Regions from separate parts of the Homo sapiens genome. Here region 2 is linked to region 1. Evidence: chromatin loops called from intact Hi-C (ENCODE). Cell type or tissue: endothelial cell of umbilical vein. All regions are shown on one strand. Links, peaks and the distances in the headings refer to the core of each region. The heading gives the core; the rest is flanking DNA. Region 1 has its middle 24 kb from the start of C1QTNF9B. Region 2 has its middle 83 kb from the start of C1QTNF9B.

Region 1 (8,342 bases), core at 13-8,012:
ACATCTACAGAGTACTCAGTTCATCAACCCCAGAATATACATGTTTCTTTTCTGCACACAGAACATTCTCCAAGATCAACCACATTTTTGGTCATAAAGGAAGTCTCAATAAATTAGAAAAATACAAATCATGCCAATGATACTTTCTGATCACAATGGAATAAAAATAGAAATTAGTACCAAGATAATCTCTCAAAACTACATGATTATATGAAAATGAAAAAACCTGCTCCTGAATGACTTTTGGGTAAACAACAAAATTAAGGCAGAAATAAAAAAAAAATCCATGCAATAAATTATAACAAAGACACAATATACCAAAATCAGTGGGATACAGCAAAAGCAGTATTAAGAGGAAAGTTTGTAGCCCTAAATACCTACATCAAAAAGTTAGAAAGATCTCAAATTAACAATTGAACATCACACCTAGAGGAACTAGGAAAATAAGAACAAACTAGCCCCAAAGCTACCAGAAGAAAAGAAAGAAGAGCAAAACTGAATGCAAATGGAAACCCAAAAATCCATACAAATAATTAATGAAACCACAAGTTGGGTCTTTGAAAGGATAGAAAATCAACAGACAACCAGCTAGCTGAACAAACAGAAAAAGAAGATCCAAACCAGCACAATCAGAAATGACAAAGATGACATTACAACCAATCCCACAGAAATGCAAAAGATTCTCAGCAACGATTATGAATACCTCTATGCAAACAAACTAAAAAATCTACAGGAAATGGGTACATTCCTGGGAACCCACAACCTCCTAAGACTGAATCAGGAAGAAATTGAAACCCTGAACAAACCAATATTGAGTTCCATAATTGAATCAGTAATTTAAAAAACTTAAAAACTCCAACCAAAAAAAGCCACAAACTTGACGGATTCACAGCTGAATTCTACCAGATGTACAAAGAAGAGCTGGTGCCAATTCTGCTGAACCTAATCCCAAAAAAATCAAGGAGGTGGGACTCCTCCCTAAATCAATCTACAAAGACAGTGTCATCCTGTTACCAAAATCTTGCAAAGACATAGCTATACAAGAAAACTACAGGTCAATATCCCTGATGAACATAGATGCAAAAATCCTCAAACAAATACTAATGAATGCAGCAGCAAATCAAGAAGTTAATTCTCCATGATCAAGTAGGCTGTATTCCTGAGGTGCAAGGTTAGTTCAACAAATGTTAATCAATAAATGTGATTCACCACATAAACAGGATTAAAACAAGAAACCACAGTTTATCTCCATAGATGTGGACAAAGCTTTTGATACAATCCAACATGCTTTCATGATAAAACCCCTCAACAATCTAGACATCAAAGGAACAAACCTCAAAATATTAAGAGCTATCTATGACAGACTTATAGCCATCATCATGCTGAATGGGCAAAAGCTGGAAGCATTCCCCTTGAGAGTAAGACAAGGATATCATCTCTCACCACTCCTATTCAACATAGTACTGTAAGTCCTAGCCAGAGCAATCAGGCAAGAGAAAGAAATTAAAGGCATCCATATAGGAAAAGAGGAAGTCAAACTCTCTTCACTGATGATATGATTCTATACCTAGAGAACCCTGAAGACTCTGCTAAAAGGCTCCTGGAACTGTTCAATGATTTTAATTTCAGCAAAGTTTCAGGATACAAAATCAATGTACAAAAATTAGTAGCATTTATATATACCAGTAACATTCAAGCTCAGAGCCAAATCAAGAATGCAATCCCATTTACGATGTCCATTAAAAAATACTTAGGAATACATCTAACTGAGGAAGTTAATATCTCTACTAAGAGAACTACAAAACATTGCTGAAAGAAATCAGAGATGACACAAATAAATGGGAAAACATTCATGCTCATGGATTGGAAGAATCACTATTGCCCAAAACAATCTATAAGTTCAATGCTATTTCTATCAAACTACCAATGCCATTTTTCACAGAATTAGGAAAAAACTGTTCTAATCCTCATATGGAACCGAGAAAGAGCCCATATAGCCGAAGAAGTCCTAAGCAAAAAGAACAAAGTTTAAGGCATTACATGACCCGACTTTGTACTATATCCTATCAGGCTACATTAACCAGAACAACATGATACCGGCACAAAAATAGACACATAGACCACTGGAACAGTATAGAGACCCAAGAAATAAAGATGCACACCTCTAATCATCTGATCTACAACAGATTAGACAAAAATAAATAATGGGGAAAAGACTTCCTATTCAATAAAAGGTGCTGGCATAACTGGCTAGCCATGTGCAGAAGAATGAAACTGGACCCCCTTAGCTTATACCATATACAAACATTAACTCAAGATGGATTAAAGATTTAAATGTAAGATTTCAAACTATAAGAGTCCTAGGAGAAAACCTAGAAAATACCATTCTATACATTGGCCTTAAGAAAGAATTTGGAGTCCTCAAAACATTTGAAACAGAAACAAAAATTGACAAGTGGAACCTAATTAAACTAAAGAGCTTCTGCACAGCAAAATAAACTATCAACACTGTAAACGCACAACCTACAAAATGGGATAAAATATTTGCAAACTATGCATCTGAAAAAGGTCTAATATCCAGAATCTATAAGGAGCCTAAACAATTCAACAAGCAAAAAGCAAATGACCCCATTAAAAAGTGGGCAAAAGATGTAAAGAGACAGTTCTCAAAAAAGACACAGGGTGGCCAACAAACATATGAAAAAAAAATACTCAACCTCATTAATCATCAGAGAAATGCAAATCGAAACCATGGTGAGATATCATCAGGATGGCTATTATTAAAAAGTCAAAAAATGACAGATGCTGGCAAGGCGGTAGAGAAAAGGGAATGCTTATACACTGCTGGTGGGAGTGTAATTTAGTTCAGCCACTATAGAAAGCTGTTTGAAGATTTCTCAAAAAACTTAGAACTAGCATTCAACCCAGCAATTCCATTACTGAGTATATATACAAAAGAAAATAAACCATTCTTCCAAAAAGACATATGCACTCCTATGTTCATGGCAGCACGTTTCACAATAGCAAAGACATGGAATAAACCTAGGTGCCCATCAATGGTGAACTGGATAAAGAAAATGTGGTACATATACACTATGGCCATAAAAAAGAATGAAATCATGTTTTCTTGCAGCAACATGGATGCAGCTGGATGCCATTATCCTAAGCAAATTAACATAAAATTAACAGAAAACTAAATACTGCATGCTCTTACTTGTAAGTGGCAGCTAAACATTGGGTACTCATAGACATAAAGGTGGCAATAATAAACACTGGGGACTACTAAATGGCAGAGGGCAAGAAGTGGGCAATGTGTGAAAAACTAACTCTTGGGTGCTATGCTTAGTACCTGGGTGATGGAATCAATCACAATGCAAACCTCAGCATCATGCAATACAGCCACGTAACAAACCTGCACGTGGGCTCCCTGAATCTAAAACACAAGTTGAAATTATTTTAAAAAATTGTCTTCCAATATACGAACATGAACTCTCTCTCCATGTATTTAAATATTCTGATTCATCAGTGTTTTGTAGTTTTTCACATATATATCCTGTATGTATTTTGTTACATGTATAATTGTAAATACCTCATTATTTTTTGATGCTATTGTAAACTGTATTTTTTAAAATTTCAAATTCGAATTGCTCTTTATTGACATATAGGAAAGAAATGGGCTTTTGTATATTAATCTTGTATTTTGAGACCTTGCTAAACTCACTTATTTGTTCCAGAAGTTTGTATTGTTCTTGTTGTCGATTGGATTTCCTAGTTATTCAATAAAGTAATTTGTGAATAAAGACAGTTTTATTTTTTAAAAAGTCAAGTACTATTATTACTCTTGGCACATTCTGGCACTCGGTAAATTAACTTTCTTTGATTGTGATCTCTGGTATTACCACTAGAGGGCGCCTTGAGACAAACTATCCTGTACAGTTTTTTCATTACAGAAGGGCATCCTTGTGAAATGGGGAATGATTAACATAGGCATGAGGGGAATTGTAATTCACAAAGTAGTTAAAAATAACACCTTGCTCAGCCTGAGGGGGATGTGTGCAAGACAGAGGGCAGGCCCCACCTCTGGTGCTGTGGTTACAATGCTAGGAGCTAACTGCCTTTGAAGATGGCTTTAGTTCTTTTTGATTACCAGCTCAGCTCTCTCATTCTTCTCTAAAATTGTTGCTCTGAATTATTCCTCAATGTCAAATGCTTAATTTTTCCCAGGTAATGAGTGACTTGTACAAGGGTGCTGAAAAAAAATACTTGAAAACGTCTTTGAGGGCTAATTTTTAAAATATCTAAATTGGTTTCCTAAACACAATCATTTCTGGCTTTTAAAAAAGTCTTGGTTTATTAATTACATATATTTAAGAAGTAAAACATGATATATTGACATATTTATACATAGTGAAATGGTTATTGTAGTCAAGTAAATTAACATATTCATCATCCCACATACTCTTTAAATGCAAGTATTTCTAAATGGCATCCCCAAGAATCTTATCAGCAGAGCCATTCCAGAAGGCAGCAAGTGTTACCTGTTAAGACTCAGGCAAGAGAAAAATGTAGGCAAGGTGATAGGGCCGGGAGAAAAGATTGAGGGATTTATCCAGTCAAGACCTGCTCAGTATCAGTCACTTTTAAGAGTGTCAAAATGCATCTGAAACAGTGACCATCTTAAAATCGGCAATTCTAATTCAGCATGGTGTTGCATTGAATAGAGATGTATGACATGCATGGAGTATGGGGAATCTGAGAGTAATCTGCATGGCTCCTGGAAGAGCCCCTGAGTCATGGCCATTGAAGTGTTTGAAGTGGGGCCTAAGATTTGCCTTGGAAGGTGCCCAGCCTACAATGTCTGACTGGGGAAAAGCATGGCTAAAGTACCCAGGCATGGAGGGACGCATTCAGAGCACTGAAAGCCGTTGGTGTGGCTAGAATTTAGGGCACCTGTTATGGAGAGATAGTAAATAAAACTGGGCAAGTAGACCAGAGCCAGACTGGGGCACAATTGTGTCACACTAAGCTAGATGGGAAGGAACTGAGACATTTCAAGCAGGAAGATGAGGAAATAAGATTTCCTTTAGAAAACAGCTACTCTGGTTTGAGAGAGTGAGACTGAATTCAAGGATTTCATATAGGAGGATGGTGCAATAATCCAGGAAGAAAGAGTGTACGCCTCAGCTAGGACAGGTCAGTAGATCTGGAGGGAAACTACTGGAATCAAGAGATTGTGGAGACAAAATCAATAGTATTCACTAGGCATTTGGGGGTGGGAGCAATGGTTTTGGCTTCTGTCTTGAGAAAATAAGATATGGAAAAAGTGTATTTGGAGAAAGAGAGAAACTGGCTTGAGATTTTCTGAGATAGAGATGCAAGTGGAACACCTAGGTGGATATGTGGTTAAAATAAAAAAAAGGTCTAGACCAGTAAAAAAGTAATTTGAACAGCAGAAGCCACATATATGACTTTAAATGTTCTAGGAGCCACGTTATAAAAATTAAAAATAAATAGGTAACACCAATTTTGTAACACAGTATAGCCAAAATATTGTGATGTCAGCAAGTAATCAAAAACAGCAATTTTTCTTTTTCCCTAATTTGTTGGAAGTACTTGTTTCTTAGAAATCCTCCTAGAAATACATGTACTTCTTTTTTTTATTATTATTATAATACTTTAACACCATGGAATAGTATGCAGCCATAAAAAAGGATGAGTTCATGTCCTTTGTAGGGACATGGATGAAGCTGGAAACCATCATTCTGAGCAAACTATCGCAAGGACAGAAAACCAAACACCGCATGTTCTCACTCATAGGTGGGAACTGAACAACGAGAACACTTGGACACAGGGTGGGGAACATCACGCACTGGGGTGCAGGGAGGGGGGAAGGATGGCATTAATAGAAATACCTATTGTAAATGATGAGTTAATGGGGGCAGCACACCAACATGGCACATGTATACATATGCAACAAACCTGCACGTTGTGCATTTCTTTAGAACAATTTTAAAACTACAATCGCATACAGTAGACAAGCTCTGACATATTTTTGGTGTTAAAACACTATTTAATAAAAAATTTTACTTACACTTATCTTTTGCAATCTTCACAGAACTCATGAGAGGCAAGCAGAGGCCAGTACCAGACATCTGGTAGAGAAGGTAGAGAAAGAGTGGACCAGAGCTTTTTTCAGACTCATCCTACTGGGTTAGTCCTACAGTCATCTTGTGTTGGACACTCAAGGATTTTTGTTTCTGTTTTTGTTTTAGAAACGGTCTCGCTGTGTCACCCAGGCTGGAGTGCAGTGGCTCAATCTTGGCTCACTGCAGCCTTGACTTCCCGGGCTCCAGAGATTCTCCTACTTCAGCCTCCTGAGTTGTGGGAACCACAGGTGTGTGCCACCATGCTCAGCTAGTTTTTGTATGTTTGGTAGGGACAGGGTTTCACCATGATGCCCAGACTGGTCTTGAACTCCTGAGCTCAAGCAATCCACCCACCTCAGCTTCCCAAAAGTGCTGGGATTACAGGTGTGAGCCACCACGCCAGACCTAGAAATCTTAATAATAGGTTAGGTCTTAAGGGAAAAATTACTCCAAGGGAAGACTTAGTCATCCCTACCTCAAGCCTACTGACTTCAAAAAATGGCGTGAAGAACTACTGATTCAAGGTTAGTTATATTACCTTTTTCCTTTGCATTTCATCTTTACGATATAATTCTTGTTTTTAATTTGGTGAAATACTGAGTTGTTTCATTGACTTAGGCGTGGTAAGTAAAAGTTATAATAATTTGTATTGATAAAGAAAGCAAATAAAAGTTTTATAGTTTTTTTCAGTCCCTGGAGCTCTCATTTTCAAGAGATAAACATTTGTTAACTTTTATTCAGTAAATGTAACATTTATTGTAACTGACACATTTTCAATTTCTTTAAAAGCTGCATTAAAGCTAAATTTTAGAAATGGAATATTATTGTTTGATAACTAAAGACAGACTTTGAGATGCTTTGGCTTTCTAATTGATTTTACTTTGGTTCATAATATTTTTGTTTTCCAGTGCCAGCCTCAGTTTTCCACCCCTAATCGTAAGTGAATGATTGACATCCAAACATTTAACCACATACGGATGTCTATTATTTAAAGGAATCCAAAATAAATACTTTTATGAATTAAGTAAACATATAGCACTAAATAGATTTTTTAAGTTAAAATTTTGTCATTTCCTTACCTAACAGTACATCCTTAATTGTGATTGTCACCTACAGCATTTTAGTTTCAATTTTTGTAAAATATATCTATTGCTAGCCAATTACTCAAGTTTTTAAATAGTTAAATCAAACAATGATTTGAATTTTAAAAATAAGTTCCCTTATGTCTTTATATGTTGCCATCACTTGAATGATTGATGACTAAGACGGCAAAGTTATCAAGAGTCTTTAAATAGCAATTACAACCAAACAATCAATTACATTATTTCTACCCAGAATTCCATAAAGCCACACAGTGTCCCCATCTCCCCCGGAGATGTGCCAGGAACCTTCCAGTCCAGTCATGTGATTTCACTCATATTAAGAATCAATTTCTGGGGATCTCAAGATGAATCTAACAACAACAAACTACACTAATTGTAGAGTTGGTAAGTAAAAGAAATATAGTTCAACTATGCTTGACCCAGTTTAAGATATTTGTCTAATGTTTGGTCATTTTTTGACTAGAGGGAAATTTATTTATTTATTTCTGGATACAGGGTCTTACTCTGTCACCCAGCCTGGAGTGCAGTGGCATAATCACAGCTCACTACAGCCTGGACTTCCTGGGCTCAGGTGATCCTCCCACCTCAGCCTGCCAAGTAGCTGGGACTACAGGTGTGTGCCACCATGCCTAGTTCATTTTTTGTATTTTTGTATTTTGGGTTTCATTATGTTGCCCAGGCTGGTCCTGAACTCCTGGGCTCAAGTTATCCAGTGCCTCAGTCTCCCAAAGAGCTCAGATTACAGGTGTGGGCCACTACACCTGGCAGGACAGTTCTAAAAACTGGGTGCAGTGGTGTGCATCTGTAGCCCAGCTACTTGGGAGGCTGGGGAGGCAAGATCACTTGAGCGCAAGAGTTCAAGGCTGTAGTGTGACATAACCTCACCTGTGAATAGCTACTGCACTCCGGCCTGAGCAATACAGAGAGACCCTGTCTAAAAAAATCTACAAAAGCCATAAAAGATTTATTTGAACAAAAATAAATAGCAAGTAGTTTTCTTCATGTATCACTGTTATTAAAATGTCCATTTCAATCAATGCACATTGGCTTACAGTTTTGATGGCGATTTCATAATCTCCTTAATGCAGAGAAT
Region 2 (8,342 bases), core at 312-8,311, 59 kb after region 1:
GAGATTCTGGTGCATCCATCAATCTGAGCAGTATACACCGTACCCAATTTGTAGTCTTTTAACCTTTATCCCCCTCCCACCCTTTCCCCACAAGCCCCCAAAGTCCACCGTATCATTCTTATGGCTTTGTATCCTCATAGCTTATCTCCCACTTATGAGTGAGAACATACCGTATTTCTTTTTTAAATGTCATTTTCAATTGCTTGCTACTGATATACAGAAATAAAATGTGATTATTGCATATTGATCTCTTATCCTGTGATCTTGCTGTAATCACTTGGTCTAGGAGATTTTGTATATTCCTTTAGGATTGTTTATATACATAATTATGTTGACTATGTAAATAAGACAGTTTTACTTCTTCCTTTACAAACTGTGTTTTTTTTTTCTTGTCTTTTTGAACTATCTTTGTAAGAGTGGATATTTCTGTCTTGTTTCTGTTCTAAGGTAGAAAGCACTTAGTTTTTCACAATTAAATATGATGTTAGCTCTAAGTTTTTTACAGATGCCCTTTTTTAGGTTGAGGAAATTTCATCCTATTCTGAGTTTGCCAAGAGTTTTATCATGAATTGGTGTTGAACTTTGTCAAATAGTTTTTTCCTGCATCTGTTGAAATGATCACATGATTTTTCTCCTATATTCTATTAAAATGGTGAATTATATTATTTGCTTTTCATATCAAAGCAACATTGCATTTGTTGGAGAAACACCAGTTGATCATGGTACTTTTTTAAAAAAAATTGCTAGATTCAATTTCTTAATATTTTGTTTAAAATTTTTGCATTTATTTTCATGAAGGATATTAGTCTATAGTTTTCTTAGTATGTCTCTGTCAAGTATTAAACCAAGGTATTGCAGGCCTTATAAAATGAGTAGAGCAGTATTCCCTCTTCTTTTACCTGACATAGTTTGGGAGAGATGGTTATGTGTTAAAACATAATTTTTTCACTTAACATGTTAAAACTTAAATGTTTCAAAAAACTTAAATATTTCATAAAATTCACCATGAAGTCATCAGAGTCTGGAGTTTTCTCTGTCGAAAAGTTTTTATTTAAAAAATAATTTTTACTAATAGTCTGGGCACAGTGGCTCATACCTGTAAGCTCAGCACTTTGGGAGGTTAAGGTGGGAGGATTGCTTAAGCCCTGGAATTCAAGACCAGTCTGAGCACTGTAAGGAGACCTTGTATCTACAAAAAAAATTTTTTTTTTAATTAACTAGGCTTGGTGGTGTGTGCCTGTAGTCCTAGTTACTGAGGAGGCTGAGGTGGGAGGATCACTTGAGCCCAAGAGGTCCAGGCTGCTGTGAGCCATGGTCAGGCCACTGAAGTCCAGCCTGGGCAAAAAAGTGAGACACTGTTTCATAGGAATCGTAATAGTAATTTGTTGTAGGGCAATCTGGGTCTTCTGGGTTTTTGTGAGTCTGTTTTTGTAATTTCTGTCTTTCAGAGAATCTTTTTTATCTAAATTATTGAACTTTTTGGCATAGTGTTGCTCACAATTTTTTTTCTTATTTTTCTTTTGATAACTGTAAGAACTGTACCAATAATTCTCTCCCATTTCTGATATTGATAATTTTTTCTTTTTCTTTTCTTTTTTATTTATTTATTTATTTTTTTGAGACAGGTTCTAGCTCTGTCACCCAGGCTGGAGTGCAGTGGTGCAGTATCTGCTGACTGCATCCCTTCACCTCCTGGGTTCAAGCAATCCTCCTGCCTCCGACTCTGGAGTAGCTGGGATTACAGGCACGCATCACCACACCCGGCTAATTTTTGTATTTTTAGTAGAGATGGGGTTTACCATGTTGGTCAGGCTGGTCTCAAACTCCTAACTTCAAGTGATCCACCTGTCTCGGCCTCCCAAAGTGCTGGGATTACAAGCGTGAGCTACTGGGCACCTGGCCTGTGGCCATTGATTTTTAATTGACCAGGTTGGCTAAAAGTTTATCAATTTTCAGAGAGCAAGCTTTTGATTCCATTGACTTTTGAGTGTGTCCGTTTTCTGTTTCATTGATTTCCACTGTTACCTTTATTATTTCTTTCCTTCTACTTACTTTGGGTTTATATCATTATGAGATGATCTTGTTTATCTCTAGCACCACTTTTTTCTTAAAATCTCTTTGTGGTAATGCAGCTACTTCAGCTTTCTGATGCTTTCTTATGTTTCCATGGTATGCGTTTTTTCATTCTTTTACTTTCGACTCATTTGTACTTTTGCATTTAAATAGCATCTTTTGTAGACAGCACATACGTTCTTGTTTTTATTAATATATTCCACCTGCTAATCTCTGTCTTTTGGTTCGACTGTTTCATCTATTTATATTTACTTTTTTTTCAGGGATGGAGTTTCTCTGTTGCCCAGGCTGGAGTGCTGTTCACAGGTCTCCTAACATTCTCTATTTGTCTTTTTTTGTTTGTTTTTGAGACAGGGTCTCATTTTGTGGAGTGCAGTGGTACAGTCACAGCTCGCTGCAACCTCAACCTCCTGGGCTCAAGCGATCTTCCCTCCTCAACCACTGGAGCAGCTGGAGTACAAGCATGCAGCACCACACCCAACTAATTAAAAAAATTTTTTTTTTTGGTAGAGATGGCGGTCTTGCTATGTCTCCCAGCTGCTCTTGAACTCCTGGCCTCACCTTGGCCTCCCAAAATGCTGGGATTATAGGCATGAGGCACCATGCCAGCCCTCTGTTTTTCAATTGAATACTTTCTATTGGTCTATCTTCAAGTTCACCAATGAATTCTGTCACCTACATTCTGCTACTGAGCCCACATAGTGATCTTTTATATATTGTTACTTTCTAATTTCCTTTGTATCTAATAGTTTAACAATTGATTATCTTGGGATATAATTATATCATCTTCCAGTCATGATAATTTTACCACCTGCTATGGTTTGAATGTATCTGCTAAAGTTCACGTGTTGGAAACTTGATTCCCACTTCAGTCAGGATCTCTTTGAAATTAAGAAGTGTGTGTGTGAGTGTGTGTGTGTGTGTGTGTGTGTCCTTGCTGCCTGAGGGTGGAGGAAGAAATTGTGAACAGGAATCCTGTATTTGCTTGTCTGTGTCAGGGGAAAAGAATTATACCCCAATTCTTTTCCGCTGATCCTCAAGCCTGGGAAATTTTAAAGGAGATGGGAAACGACCCCGCCTTCTTATGAATATGCAACAGTAAGGGGTTGGGAGAAGGGAGAGAAAAGGCCTGCAAGAAATTCACCCCAGGTCCTCCTGCTCCGGGCTCAGCCCGGGCCCCCCACCGTCCTACCCACGAAGAACAGCAAACAATAGCACAGCCCCGGCCCTGGAAGCCGAGCTAGCCGCAGAGGGTGATGCGGAACTGCTCATCGCCAGGGAAACGCGGCATTCGGACAGCCGTCCAGAGCCTGTCTGAGTTCTGCTGGGCGGGGAGCCAGAGACTGATTCGCTGCGGTCCTGGGCCCAGCGGCTGGGAGGTCCCGCCCTGGCCGAGGAAATGAAGAGGGCGCAGGGCATGGGGGCGGCGCGCACCCGGGACAGTTTCCAGTCGGCTTCTCCGTGACCTTCCTCCCCCTTCCAGCTCGGAGCGGGATGCTGGGATCCCTCCAAGGACCCTCTGAGGACGTAGGAGGGATGCTGAGACAGGCAAGTGGGATTTCTCTACATATTGTCACCTCGCCCGCACTTTTGGAGAAGGTAGAGCCAAGCAGCATTTGGCCGAAATCCTGTGCCCGTGGAACATTTTTTTCCTGAAGTGGGGGGTGAAAGTTGATGATCAGCGGCTCCGGGTAGGAGAAGGGATAGAGCTATAGGTGCGGTGAGGTTAGAGAAGTTGTCATGGCCGAGCTTGCAGTGAGCCGAGATCGCGCCACTCCATCCTCGGCGACAGAGCGAGACTCCGTCTCAAAAAAAAAAGAAGAAAAGAAAAGTTGCCGCGGCCCCAGCAGGCTCAAGGGGTGAGCGCATAGGGGCGCCGGGGCAGTAGTTGCACAAAGCCAGCCTGGCGGTCGCGTTGCCATGGCAGCGGGGGAGGGGCCGAGCCGCAGCGTGGCTGTGTTGCCGGGCGACGGAGGAGCCGCGGGGGAGGCCGAAATCTCCCGGTGCTCAGCGTCACTGCGTGAGCCCCCACTCTGATGCTTCGTTGGTGTGTGTGTCTGTCGGTGTCAATCCACAGTCCGCTGGCAGCCTCTGTCACTTGGTTAGGGAATAAACTATCACCTACTTAATACCTTAATGCTCTGCTTTTGAAAATATTTGGATTGTGGTGTTATGGAAGACATGAACAAGAATAGTACTCCTACTTAACGAAGTTTTGTTTTGTTTTGTTCGTTTTGAGACAGTCTTACTTTGTCGCCCAGGTTGGAGGGCAGTGGCGGATCTTAGCTCACTGAAACCTCTGCCTCCCGGGTTCAAGCGATTCTCCTGCCTCACCCTCCCGAGTAGCTGGGATTACAGGCGGCCGTCGCTACACAAGGCTAATTTTTGTATTTTTAATAGAGAAAGGGTTTCACCATAATGGCCAGGCTGGTCTCAAACTCCTGACCTCAGGTGATCCGCCCGCCTCGGCCTCCCTAAGTGCTGGGATTAGAAGCTTGAGCCACTGCGCCTGGCCAACAAAGTTTTTTAAAAAATACGTTGTATTTCCTCGTTTTTAAGGTAGCATCTACTGATGGGAGTTCCTTAATTATCATTTAAAAAGTAAAGTACAGAACCAGATTTGGATCCACGAAACGAATTGTTCCTCAGCTTTTCAAACATACTAACCAAAAACATTTGCAAAAGAAAAATATATAAAGCCGGTAGCAGTACTAAATATTAGGCCCAGCACTAAAAATGCAGACAGTTCTACTGTTGGAAAGATGGCGACTTTCACAAAGGACTAGAGAGCATCAGCCTCATTTTATTTCTATGGGTATTTTCATACATGGAGATGTGCTAGGTGATTTTGTCTTACTATGTCAAAGATTACTTGTTTTAGCCATATACCATAGGAAAAAAAAAATGTCAAGGGGTTCGAATGATCTTTTTTAGAGCAGTTTTTTTGTAGCTACAATAGTACTTCTATTTTACAAATTATGTTATTTGTTTACTCAGATACTCATTCATCAAACATTTACTGAGGCTCTACTATGTGCTGTGTACAGTGCTAGACTTGAGAGCAGAGAGATAAGTGGTGAGAAGAACATACAAAACTGAATTAGAAAAATTCACAGTTTCGGGAGCCGGAAATGCTAGGAAGCAGTTGTAAACCACTGTGGTACATTCTCATTGTGAGATGCCACCAGGACAGCCCCTGCTACTGGCCAGGGCCTCAGGTACACAGACCACAGCTGAGCTTGGAACTTCATTTGCGTTGTGGGTTTTGCTCTTTCAAGGCAGGCATTTTTGGACCCATTTAAAATAGAAGGAGTCCAGCACTCAGAGAAGTGCGGTGATAAGCCTCATGTCTCACGGCCAGTCAGGCTCAAGATCCAAAAGCCACTGCTATGACATATATTTTGGAACATTCGCCCTTTGATCATTAAATCCTCACTACCTGAATGACTATATTTTTTGATCATTCATAATGGTAAGTGAATTTCTTAAAAACAATAACTGTGATGCAATTTTCTTTTTGGTTGAGATCTGAAGTCACGTATTTCTAAAATCAGATACCAATTGCATTCTGAAGATGTGTTCTTCCAACTGGAATGTTGTCATTGTCAATAATACTTTTTCCAGGGGTTCCTGGGAAGTAAATGAGAAAATTTAAATTTGGTTATTCATGATTTTAAAACATGTAAAGATGTGTGTGTTTTAAAGTACTGTGTTTAATAAATCGCTATAGCATTAGATTTGTTTAAAGCAAAATACACTAGTTATCATTTAAGTTTTTATTAACTTTTTAAATTTTTTGTCAGATTTCTTACTTTCCACTTGCAGCCACATTAGAGAGGTCATAGGAAAAATTTCTACCTAGAAAGTTCAGGTATGGACCTGGCTGGTCCTGCATGAAGACTTTGCTATGCATTTTCCACTGCAGCCTGGGAAACCTCTTTGAACTAATTTTATAAGCTATTTTACTGTTAAAATTTTATTTTTTCAAATAGATTGCAGAATCCCTGAAGGCAAGGACCAGGTCTTCTGTGTCTTTAGAATTCTCTTCATAATACTAAATACAACACTCTTCATAAATATTAACTGGCAGAAAAAGCAAAAATAAACTTTACCGGACTGATGAAAACTAGAGTAGAACTAATACTTTTATAGATACTATCCTGAGTCACAGAAGTTTTGCTTATTTGCTGATTTTTTTTTCATTAAACTCTACTGTGAAATGCTAGGGAGTACCTATTTCATAGGTAGAAAAACTGAGTTGTAGTGATTAGCATATGAAATATTTTTCAATGCATTATCTTCATTGAGCCTTACAACAACCACTCAGGAATTCACATCACCATTTTTTAAATATGTGAGAAAACAGAAGCTCAGAGAAGTTGAACGAGTCAGACAGGGTCACCCAGAAAGGAAGAGGTGCATCTTCTGACCGTGTCACATGATTTTTATTCTGCCATTGCAAACCAGGTACACGTGTGAGCTTCGGGAGGCTGGGTCTCCCACCAGCCCTGGAGTGCTAGGTGCAAGATCCCTTCTCTCCCTCACCTCCTCAAGGCTGCTCTGCCGTCTGGGAAGAAGGTGAGAGAAACTCTTTCAAAAGACAAAGGGGCAGGGCCAGTGAAAGGAGGAGCTGGAGAGGGGCTCCCTGGAGCAAAATGAAGTGAGATTGAGAAGGAAGAGTCAAGTGAAGTTGATCGAAAACCAGCCACTGTTCAAAAATGGGAGTGAGGGGTTGGGAGAGAGTGTCTTTGTTCGGGCTGCCATCACAAAACACCACAGCCTGGGGGCTTAAGTGACAGACCTTGATTGTCCCAGTGCTGGGGGCTGGTAGTCCGAGATCAAGGAGTCTGCAGGGATGGTTTTTTCTGACGCCGCGCTCCTTGGCTCACAAACAACTGCCTTCTTACTGCGTCTTCACGTGGTCATCCTTCTATATTGTCTGTGTCCTAATCTCTGCTTATAAGGACACCAGTCATACTGGATTAGAGCCCACCCATATGACCTCATTATACCTCAATTACCGCTATGAAGGCCCTATCTCCAAACACAGTCCCATTCTGAGGTACTGGAGTCAGGACTTCATCCTGTGAATTTTGAGCCCAGAGCAGAGAATTTTTAAAAAGTGGACACTGATCTGTGACTTTGAAGACAAAACCTGTTGACCTGTTTCAATTGCTTTGTTATTCTCATTAGTATTTTCTCTTAGCACAAATAAATGGTTGAGCAAATAGTGGCCATTTATTTTTACACTAGTATATTCTGTTGGTTGTTTTTTTTTTTTAAAAAACATCCAGAACTGAATTCTATATCTAGCTTGCTTCATAATTTATTTTCACTCTCATCTCTGCAGGGCCAGCTTCAAACCTTGTCAAGCTCTGACAAGGGAAGATGAAGCCTAGTTCCAGCTAGGGGTGACCTGTCTATCTGCATTTTTTGAGCTGCAGAGTGATGGGAGTCATATTCGCTGCCTGTGCAGCACCACAGGCCTGATGAAAATGAAATGGCAACACCGTGCAGATGGCAAAGCGTAGGCCTCACAAACATCCTGGCCGTGAAGGTAAGTTGAGCAACTTTCTGCCTGCATGGCATTATCCATGCTTATTTCTAACAAGATACCTATGGCAGAGTATTTCAGGCTGTTTGTGAAGGGCAGCCAGTAGAATTTGAAGGTTTTCACTGAGGCATTGAGCAACTAACAAGGGTGTAATTGGAACGTGTGGCAAGAACTCCAATTGTTAAAATATGTGGTCATAAAATGATAGGGTCTAGGGCGAAGCCTGCAGGTCTTGTGGTCAGTATCTTGCCCTTGGCTGGACTACATAGTGTCTGTTTTGTAAAGGTAGAAATCAATACTGTGTTTCAAGTCAGCTAAAGAAGAAGGTTCCAGAGTCTTCTGCCACAGAAGTTTCGGTATTCACCAGTCATCAGAGTCTCAAAGTACTTGTGTTTGTCTCCTTAACTTCCTTCATTACTTTATATTCTGCCTTCAAAGGGAGGGAGAGTAGTCTTCTATTTTATCCATCATTTGCTGAAAGAATTATATGAGGTTGCTTCTTGGCTCTTCTCTGTAAGTTGAATAGAAACCGTGTGCATTGTTCTAGGAATCTGTTTCTATCATGGCCCCGCGCAGCACCTGTCCTTCCCACCGTGAGTGGTGGAGCTGTGGTCTGTGTCATCCTCGCATTTCCAACCCCAGTCATACCCCTTTACTTTTAAGTGTGAGGCCCCGGATGAAATTCTGCAGTATCCCTGCTGAAGAGCAGGGCTCC

The links. A loop is a pair of places that touch in the nucleus more often than their neighbours do. Peaks named below come from ENCODE experiments on the same cell type or tissue, not always from the same donor. Only the 100,000 strongest peaks of a DNase experiment are listed, where the experiment ranks them.
Region 2: a loop joins it to region 1, with 3 times the contacts of the local background. A loop is called at or near these places in 22 of 110 quality-filtered maps.

What each region holds. Positions count from the first base shown.
Region 1 is chr13:23,917,659-23,926,000 of GRCh38, forward strand. It overlaps the pseudogene ANKRD20A19P. Among named protein-coding and RNA genes, the nearest start is that of C1QTNF9B, 24 kb to the left of the region's middle. In endothelial cell of umbilical vein, for the core only: a CTCF peak has its summit at 3,902 (motif pointing right); DNase peaks (open chromatin) are centred at 3,913 and 4,873; H3K27ac peaks cover 1,508 bases; H3K27me3 peaks cover 561 bases.
Region 2 is chr13:23,976,304-23,984,645 of GRCh38, forward strand. It overlaps a transcript of SPATA13 not described here. Among named protein-coding and RNA genes, the nearest start is that of C1QTNF9B, 83 kb to the left of the region's middle. In endothelial cell of umbilical vein, for the core only: no CTCF peak of the experiment used is centred there; DNase peaks (open chromatin) are centred at 3,388 and 4,028; H3K4me3 peaks cover 931 bases; H3K27ac peaks cover 356 bases; H3K27me3 peaks cover 146 bases.